Regions from separate parts of the Mus musculus genome. Here region 1 is linked to region 2. Evidence: chromatin contacts called from ENCODE Hi-C or POLR2A ChIA-PET data. All regions are on one chromosome and are shown on one strand. Each heading gives the region's core, a stretch centred on a gene start or an enhancer-like site at or near the end of the contact. The rest is flanking DNA. Distances are from core to core; before and after follow the strand shown.

The links. Hi-C counts contacts between places; a loop is a spot of excess contacts on that map. ChIA-PET counts read pairs that join two places held with the same protein, here RNA polymerase II (POLR2A).
Region 1: a loop to region 2 is called in a map of heart, with 2.5 times the contacts of the local background. The contact joins the enhancer-like site here to the promoter of Mef2a in region 2. A Hi-C loop is called at or near these places in 10 of 37 maps with a recorded cell type or tissue (CH12.LX, adrenal gland, gastrocnemius and 2 more). POLR2A ChIA-PET finds 5 or more read pairs at or near these places in 1 of 5 experiments (Patski).

Annotation. Positions count from the first base shown.
Region 1 is chr7:67,411,857-67,416,789 of GRCm38, reverse strand. No RefSeq gene overlaps it. Among named protein-coding and RNA genes, the nearest start is that of Gm51462, 4.8 kb to the left of the region's middle. Within about 2 kb of position 1,834, at least 1 of the 3 ENCODE cell types and tissues checked has a DNase peak (open chromatin) inside an H3K27ac peak, as active enhancers do; it is heart, where a contact is called at or near this core.
Region 2 is chr7:67,370,842-67,375,811 of GRCm38, reverse strand. Mef2a (myocyte enhancer factor 2A) reads left to right here and starts at 2,954. Exons shown (of 11, transcript NM_001291195.1): 1 at 2,954-3,099.

The DNA.
Region 1 (4,933 bases), core at 585-3,084, 42 kb before region 2:
CAATGGCTTGTGCTGTAAGATCGAGAATTGACAAATGGGACCTAATGAAACTCCAAAGTTTCTGCAAGGCAAAAGACACTGTCTATAAGACAAAAAGACCACCAACAGACTGGGAAAGGATCTTTACCTATCCTAAATCAGATAGGGGACTAATATCCAACATATATAAAGAACTCAAGAAGGTGGACCTCAGAAAATCAAATAACCCCCTTAAAAATGGGGCTCAGAACTGAACAAAGAATTCTCACCTGAGGAATACCGAATGGCAGAGAAGCACCTGAAAAAATGTTCAACATCCTTAATCATCAGGGAAATGCAAATCAAAACAACCCTGAGATTCCACCTCACACCAGTGAGAATGGCTAAGATCAAAAATTCAGGTGACAGCAGATGCTGGCGAGGATGTGGAGAAAGAGGAACACTCCTCCATTGTTGGTGGGATTGCAGGCTTGTACAACCACTCTGGAAATCAGTCTGGCGGTTCCTCAGAAAATTGGACATAGTACTACCGGAGGATCCAGCAATACCTCTCCTGGGCATATATCCAGAAGAAGCCCCAACTGGTAAGAAGGACACATGCTCCACTATGTTCATAGCAGCCTTATTTATAATAGCCAGAAACTGGAAAGAACCCAGATGCCCCTCAACAGAGGAATGGATACAGAAAATGTGGTACATCTACACAATGGAGTACTACTCAGCTATTAAAAAGAATGAATTTATGAAATTCCTAGCCAAATGGATGGACCTGGAGAGCATCATCCTGAGTGAGGTAACACAATCACAAAGGAACTCACACAATATGTACTCACTGATAAGTGGATACTAGCCCAAAACCTAGGATACCCACGATATAAGATACAATTTCCTAAACACATGAAACTCAAGAAAAATGAAGACTGAAGTGTGGACACTATGCCCCTCCTTAGAAGTGGGAACAAAACACCCATGGAAGGAGTTACAGAAACAAAGTATGGAGCTGAGATGAAAGGATGGACCATGTAGAGACTGCCATATCCAGGGATCCACCCCATAATCAGCTTCCAAATGCTGACACCATTGCATACACTAGCAAGATTTTACTGAAAGGACCCAGATGTAGCTGTCTCTTGTGAGACTATGCCGGGGCCTAGCAAACACAGAAGTGGATGCTCACAGTCAGCTAATGGATGGATCACAGGGCTCCCAATGGAGGAGCTAGAGAAAGTACCCAAGGAGCTAAAGGGATCTTCAACCCTATAGGTGGAACAACATTATGAACTAACCAGTACCCCTGAGCTCTTGACTCTAGCTGCATATGTATCAAAAGATGGCCTAGTCGGCCATCACTGGAAAGAGAGGCCCATTGGACACGCAGACTTTGTGTGCCCCGGTACAGGGGAACGCCAGGGCCAAAGGGGGGGAGTGGGTGGGTAGGGGAGTGGGGGTGGGTGGGTAAGGGGGACTTTTGGTATAGCATTGGAAATGTAAATGAGCTAAATACCTAATAAAAAATGGAAAAAAAAAAAAAAAAAAAAAAAAAAGAAGACTGAAACAGCCTGGCTGTCCTCTCAGTCTCCTACTAAACATATAGATGGAAGATCAATTTGCTTGGCTCTTTCTGAAAAATCGGGGTTCTATAATGAGCAAGTCTAGAGTCAGAAAAGCAAAGAAATCTCTGCCACCCCACACTGCAGGCCTGACTCTCCCCTCCCCTTCCTCGTGCAGCTTGCTTGCAGAGTTACATTGCTATTTTTATCAGCTCTCTTCAACCCAGCTGTTGCTTCATGTTAACATGGCGAACGGTGTGAAAATCCCAGCAGAGGCGCGTGAATCCCAGAGGGACCTGTCTTCTGTCATTTCTAGAACAGATGAAATGTCATGAGCTTCATTGGGGGGTGGAGTAAGAACATTTTACCACGGAAGCAACGAGAACATAGCTGACATTTTCTCTGACATGGAATCCAGGACCAGACTCCCTCCTAATTCCCAACCCCAAGCGGGCAATTTTCTAATGGCTGGTAAGGTCTCATACAGATTTGCACAGGAAGACTAGAAGCAGCCTTCTCCCCACTCCAAGGTCAGGCCATGGCTGTCCCAGGTGCTAGACTTTGTGGCATCATGCGGCTGAGACAACTGAGCAGAGTCCAGCTTGGTGGTGGCCCCAGAAAACCCACTGCCTCTTCCTGACTTTAAATGTGCCTAGTAATTTTGAGCCCACTCTGTGTATTTCCTCTGTGAAAATAACAGTATTTGGCCAGACTGTGTGCAGAGGGGAAAAGTGCCACATAAAACTCAGATGATTTAAAAATACAGCTCCAATTGTAGGTTTGTCGTCCCATGGTTTGGCAAATTAGGGGGGCAAATCGGAGGGGCACTTGCAGCTTGCCCCAGGCATGACAAGGCTGCTCAGTTACACATCTACCTCTGTGGTGGGTAAACTCTTTCAATGCCTATGAAAATATAATTTTAGGAGCTTCCTCTTAGAATAGCAAGTATTTATACAAATGGGGGATTATTTGGTCCTGAGTGTTCAATGCTGAAAGTGAACTCCCAGGACTTCTCCGAGCATGTCTTTCTCTAGTTTTTTTTTTTTTTTTTTAATGAGGGCAGAGTTCCCTCCTGCTCCAAAAATCCTCCAAGTGTGTTAGGCCAGGATTTGAGCAGTCTCTTCCAGGACTTATATGGTCTTTAAGGGTAAGAGTCAGAGAGGCTATGTTTTTAAGTACAAATTTAATCTACTCTCAGTTTTACAATACTTTCAACATGAAGAAAAGGTTTCAAGGAGCTGGGTGTGGTGACACTTGCCTGTCATCTCAGCACTTAGGAGGCAGAGGCAGGAGAATCTTGAGTTTAAGGCCAACCTGAGCTGCATTATGACATCCTATCTCAAAAAGCAAGCAAGCAAACAAACAAGCAAAATACCAAACACAATAGCAAAAGGAGGAAGAGGAGAAGGAAGGAAAGGGAGATCAGAGTATGGAGAGGAGCAGGTGGGGAGAAGCCTGCTAGAAAGTTGAGTGAGGAGAGTATGGTGAGCCGACTCCATTATTTTGTCTTTTAGCTGCAATTTGTCTACACAAGACTAGAAGGTTATAAACGTTATGCGTTGTCAAGGTGACTCAGTGTGTAAAGGAGTCCGTCACCAAGCCTGATGACCTGAGTTCAAGCCTGAGATTCATGTAGTGGAATATCAGTTCTCAAAAGCGGTCTTCTAACCTCCAAATGGAGTTTAGTGCAACACATGATCTCTCTCTCTCTCTCTCTCTCTCTCTCTCTCTCTCTCTCTCTCTCCTTCTCTCTCTCTCTCTTTTTTTAAGTTAATGTTTCTAGGATCCCTTGCAGCTCAACTTTTGGATGCCGGTCACTCCCTTTTAAACTCAGGTGCCTATTAAATTCAGATGCCCACCACCTTCTATTTCTTCTGTTGACAAATGATACAGAGGCTATGCTGGAGTCTGCCCTAGACAATACAGTTCCAAACATTTTCTGCAATGTCAGGACATAGGAGGCTCCTGTTTTGCTAGGGGGCCAAAAACTACTCTTTGGGAGCCAGCAAGATGGTTTGTGGTTAAAGGGCTTGGTATCAAGCCTGAAAACCTGAGTGTGGTCCTGGAAACCCTATATACAGTAGAAGGAAAGGAAAAAGGTGACTGCTGTAAGTTATCCCCTGCCCTCCACATGAGCAGAGAGGCTCTTGTGTGCACACACTAAATCAGTCAGTCAGTCAGTCAGTCAGTCAGTCAGTCAATCTATCAATCAATAAAGTATAAAAACAAAACCATTTGTTTTAAAAACCACCTATTGGTACGTGTGAGCTCAAATTTCTCCTCTGGTTCTTGGCTCCCTTGAGCGCTGCGCGTAGGCAGCGTGTCTCGCACAGTTTGTGGGTGTCCCTCCTCCCCCCATCCTGCAGTGCCAGCTCCACACAGCTGTATTCGTCGTTTCTCTCCACCCAACCCGAGGTCTGCGCCTGAAACCTTCCAGTGCTTTTTAAAAGCACACATCCTTGTACCAAATCCCTTTCTGTGCAAAACAGTGTGGTTTCTGGTGTTTACAGTGTACCCTGACCTAGAAAATGGAGACTAAACTGGATTCTGGTCTGAGCTATTTTCTTAAAAACTGAGATATGCTTGCTCTCTCTTGGTCTCATCCCTTCCTCCTCCCTCATAACCACAAAGATCACAGTCCCCCCAACTCCATGGGGGAAATGGACGGATTAACTCCTTCAACTTGAAAATTTCACGTGTACCTAAGTGAGTTCCTTGTTCAAACAAAAAGAAAGCAAATCTGTCCATACTGGAAATCTTCCTAACAGAGCCTTGAATATTCCTATAAGGTTGACCTTAGGGGTCTTCCCCATCACCCCCCACAGTCGGGCTCCTTCCAATCCCACTCCATCCCCTGTTCTCATGGTGCTGTGGCTTTCCCCACCATGCTCCATCTCTCCCCTCTGGTACCTTCTAGATTGTGGAACTTAGAGGGGAGAGTACCATCCTTTTTCAGGACACTCCATAAACTAGACACCTCACTCATGGATGTTCACATAGGCTCCGAGCATGAGAGAGGCGTTTCCCCATCATTCCAAGTGTTCACATGAGGTGTCTGGTGAGTAACGTGCATACCTTTCTATTAGGAGGAAATGAATAAACAAGCTGGGTTGATTGCAGAGTGTATGAATACAAACCCAAGAGAGTGATCCATCCCTAACTACAAAACGAGAAGAAGAGGCTTCAGAAGGCAAAAGGCTATGTCTATCCATTTAAAACAACATCTCTATAAAGCTTACAGTATAAACATTTTAAAGTGAACTCTGGCATTTTTATTACATTTTACTTACTTCTGTGCATGTATGTGTGTGCACACATGCCACCATGTGCATGTAGGAGTCAGTTCTCTCCTTCTTTCACATTGAGTCCCAGCTATTGAACTTAGACTGTCATGCTTGTCGACA
Region 2 (4,970 bases), core at 1,705-4,204:
GCTCCCCACTGGTGTCGATGAAGGAGGCAAAAAGACAGTATGTTCAGATACTGTACTACCTCACTTTGAACACTTCTAGCCTCATGTATCACTACTTGTTGGCTCTCCATCTGGAGGCTGCACCACGTCAGCCATGGATGGATCCTCTCTTGTGCCACGTACAAGAGGCCCCTAAGTACTCATGCACTAACTTAGAGAAGGGCCATAGTACAAAATGGTGCCTCGTCAGAGTTGGACCAGGTAGGGAAAGGCTTACCCTCCAGATGGGGGAACAGGCTGATGTGCACAAAGCAGCCATTGGGGGTTCTGAGTGGGGACAGTTAGGTAACAGGCAAGAAGAGGCTGCCCTGGTGATCAGGGATCCTGTTTCTTTTCCATCCATACTAAGAGCTAAGCAGAGGGTCCCTGTGCATCCCATCAAGTGTTTTAGATTTACTGTGGGCATGGCCTCCTCTAAGAAGTCTTCCCTAATGACCTTTCCTTTAGTTACTCCTGTGCTGTGTCCTAGGAAGAAGTCCTTTTCAAGGTCACCAAGAGAGAAGCTGTATCGTGTTTTAAGCTGGATCCTTGCTGTGACCTGGCAGCCTCTTTGTAGAAAGAAGGGCTGTTCTTCACTCAGGCCCAGTGCCAGAGCAATGCTGAGTCCCTGCAGCCCGCTCACTGGGGCTTTAAGGAGGCCAGACAGAATAGGAGGACAACGTGCTGCTCCTCAGTCGTTCCTTTGGAGTCAGCAGCACACAGCCATGCTGGGCATATGGTCCACGCCAAGCTGAGCACTGGGAAGTTGCTGGGCACTGGACTTCAGGTGCAGATGCTTCAACGCCTTCCCCCAAACACTTATTTTAACTATAAGTAACAGTTGAGTGTGCTTTGGTAATATATCTTCCAACAGCTGTCTTCTCTTCCTTCCCCTCCTTCTTCCCTCTCTCTTTTTATCCTCTGATCACTCCTAATTCTTAGGCAATGATATTGTGATGCAGATGCTGAGAAAAAGGGTTCTCTCTAAAACTGTGCAAACAGCCTTTTCCCTTGGCTGCACTTATGGCCAAGTCCTCTGCCTGGCTTCTAGGGTGACCAAAAGCATTAGGCGATGGGATGGGTGGACAGGCTGGAGTTGAGTCTCCTGTGTTCCAGGAGGACTGCAAACAGAAGGCAGGGATGGGGGAGCTATGAGAGAGTCAAATGTCTTCTGAAACAATTTGTCCTCTTTGTCCTTCCCTCTCTCTCAGGGTGAAAAGCTGGTGAGAAGGGCCTAGTCTTCACTCTCCTTTACCTTTAGTTTTAGTGGAAATCACCAGAACAGCCATTCTCTTGGAGTAGAACAGTTGAATACAGCTGCTGCGGCTTCTGGTGGGATAACACTCGTGCCTTTCCTCATACCTTGCTGCTTTACACCAGAATTAGTGTGTTTTAAAATCCTCCCTGCAGCCTGGGCACAGGCCTTTTCCTCTCAAAGGGCCTGACAGGCTAGAGGGGAAGATAACAGCTCCCTGCCACCCCCCTCCACCAAACTCCCCTGAACACTGAAGCGAGGCCCTGAGTAGAAGCCCTGGGCTTATTTTCCAGTGTCTGGTAATCTCGTATCTCTGTACTGCCTTTGTGTCAGCCTCTCTCCAGCACATTGCCTTGTTGTCCTTGAGGGAGGAAGCCAGAGAGCCTCCAGCTTCCTTTGTAACTTCCCAGTTCCTCCGCACATCTGCTCACCCACCCCCAAAGACTTGTTTTAAAGCCCTAACCACAGAATTGAGCCTCTCATTTTCGAATGAGGGTTTGTGCCCATTGCATGGGCAGCTCTGGGTTCGGATACCAGCCATCACATTCTTATTACCTCTACAGCGGTAGCAACTTTTGGGGGTGAGGACCAGCAGAGAGTCACCCCCATAAGCCTTCTCTGGACAAAATCAGTAAGTTAACAAAATACAAGTGCTGTCTCAAAGACATCTTTTCCCCTCAGAAAAATCAGTTCGTCGAGTAGTTAGGAATTCAGATCCTTATGGCCCTTCTCTGACGCTGTGTGACCCTGCGTGGTCAGAGTGGTTCTCAGTTTTCCTTTCTTATCTGCCGAATGGGAACAGAAAATGAGGTGAACTTCACTGCGATGTGAGTACTAAGTGAGATACAGTTTACCACTAATCCATACTAGCTAGTATTAGTAGCCCAAATAGGCAGGTTGCCTCATTCTCAAGGTGTTTCTGCTTTCCAAGCCCCTGCTGGGATTGGGTGGCCAGGGACAGCATCCAACTGCTGGCCCGGCGGGGGTGACCCAGCAGCTGTCCAGGCCTGGACACAGGTGTGGCCCCGACCACAGTGAGGGCGTGGCGAGCCGAGGTTTGGGCAGGCCCGGCGCACACGAGGGCGGGGAGCTGGCCTCGGTCCCGAGCACCGCACAGGGCGTCTGGGCCGTCCCGCCGGGTCGGGCCTCTCGGCTGTGGTCACGGACCAAGCGCGGGGACTAGTCACGCGCCGCGTCACCGGAGCCGTGGGCCCGGGCTGGACCAGGAGGCGGCGGGGGCGCGACGCCACCGGCCCGCCACGCCCAGGCCCTCATCAAGTGACCAGTATCCCTTCCAGGAGAACACGGTCCTTCAAAGAGGGAAGCGCGCTCCAGGCTGCAGCCCCGGCGCCAAGCAGCCGTCATCTCCTTCCTGTGCCGGGTGATCTGTCGCCTCACCCACCCGGAAAAACATAGTCCGCCCCTCTTGTCCTTGTGCCACAGCGCTAGCTGTTGAGAAGGCGCGGCTCTCTCTGACTAGTCCCTCGTCTTGTCCATGACAAACCCTTCAGGACCCACCGAGAGCAGAAATATACCCTAAAAGGAGAGCCCGGGAGAGAAGAAAGAGAGGAAGCCGAGAGGAAGGGAGAGGCGAGGCCCGCGGAGGGACACCAAGACGTCCTCGCAGTGCGCACGCGCGCCGCGAAGAACGAGTTCCGGCCTGGCCGAGGCCTGACTCCTAAAAATAGCCCCGGTGTGGGGATCCGTGCGCGGATGTCCCGGCGAGTCCCGGGCTGAAGGAGGCGGCTCCGGGCGGCGCGGAGTGCTGTGGCGGGCCGGGCCGGGGCTGCGGCGTGTGCGCGCCCGCCGGCAGTAGCGGAGACTCGGTGAGGGGCCGCGGGCGGCGGGGATGTGGCGGCGGCTGGGAAGGGGGTCGGGCCGCGCTGGGAGTGGGGGGCACTACCACGGAGGGGCTGCGAGGCCGAGGAGGGGTGCCCGCGCGGCTCCGGGCGCCGGGGCGAGGCTGGGCGTGGGGCGGCCGGGCCCTCGGGAGAGCGGAGGGGCGCGGCCCCGTGCGGTGGGGGCGGGGTGCCCTGGGGCGAGCCCGGGGGGCTGCGGGCGCGGCGGCGGGGGCCCGCGGGGGGGACTGTCGCGAGCCGCCTCCCTGTGCGCGCCACCTCTGGGGCCCCCAGCCGCGCCGCCCCGCTCCTCCCTGAAAGTTGACGGAGTTCCCAGGGGGCCGCGGAGCCACTCGGTCCATTCCTCCAGCGTCGCGGATCTCGGGGTCTCCCCGCTCCGTAAACCGCCAGTGCGGGGGGCGTCCGGCCCTGTGGTCGCACTTAAAGTTCCCCCACTTCTGCTTCGGGGGGAAGGTTGGTTCACTGGGGCGGGAGGTAGGGGGTCGAACTCTCCCGTGGGGATATCGGCGTTAGGTTGTGTGTCTGGACCTGGCCCGGGCGGTGGCCGGGTTCGAGCACCTGCGGGTGCGGGGAAAAGGTCTTGGGAGTCGGGGCTGCAGAAGGGACCCGCTCCTTGCAATCGGGTAGATCCCGCCTTAGGTCTCAGGGTGAGATGGAAACTTTGCCTTTGGGTTCGATGTCATCTGTTTTTGGGCGGTTGAGGATTAAAGATCAGTGATATTGCAGACAAGTTTGGGAAAGGTGAGCGTTTTCTGAATTAGCATTTCCCCCCTCCCCCTGGAAAAGTGTAACTATCAAATTCTTGCTCACTCGGACCTTAAATAGGTCCCTGAGCTCTGAAGCCCCTGTCATCATGATCCAGAAGGCAACGGAGTGTAGACTGACTACACCGTCGCGCTAACCTGTATGTTTACTGTGAAATTGGGATTCCAGAAATTGAAATTAGAAAGACCTGCTGCGATGTGTTGACAACTATTTTAAAACTAATATTGTATAACAGTTTTCAAGTTTGTAGCGCAGCGCATCGTGTTTCTCTTATGTCTTTCTTGAAACATCCATTACTGTATGACAGTGAGGTTCTGTAAAGCAGTAATTAGGTGTATATTACACAAGAGTACTTTCCCTTTAAGAATCCAGCTGCGTTGTTTTGGCAACTGCTAAGTAGTCTAGTTGTCAGTTTTAAAATCTATGTTACCTTGGCAGTACTTGGACAGTCTGAGGAAAAGGTAAACAAAGTAGTGTGTGTGTGTGTGTGTGTTTTAAAACACACTAAAATGACATTTCTTTTCCTGTGAATTTAGGAAATGAGGATGAAGTAACAATGCTTTTATGACATTTGTATATACACTTTAGTTTTGTTTTTGTGTATTTTTGGAGATCTCTATTTTGTCTTGTAAACGGCAACTTTTAGGGAGACATGTTCCCTTAAAGATGATTTAAATTATAGTAAATGTAATATTATACAAATGGAATGTTTACTGAGACATATCTGTATGTTGTATAAGACAATACAATTAGTATTTGTTGTCCATTAATTGAGTTGGAATTACTTTTACTTTAATTCTTGTTACAAAAGTTGAGAGGATAATGTTAAAATCGTGAAAACACTTTGAAAAGCTTAAACAGGCTATTTGCTTGCTTACAGACTATATATTAATAATTCTTGTTGTAAGAAGGTTTCCTGAGATATTCATGTATTAAAACAGTGTTTGTGAAGAATGGTGATCTCTAAATTCAACTGTACTTACCCATTTCCTTCAGTTCATACTGTTGCTACACATAAGATCATAGTCTTTCATGAAGGTAAAATTGCACTTAACTCATCCTATAAGATTTTA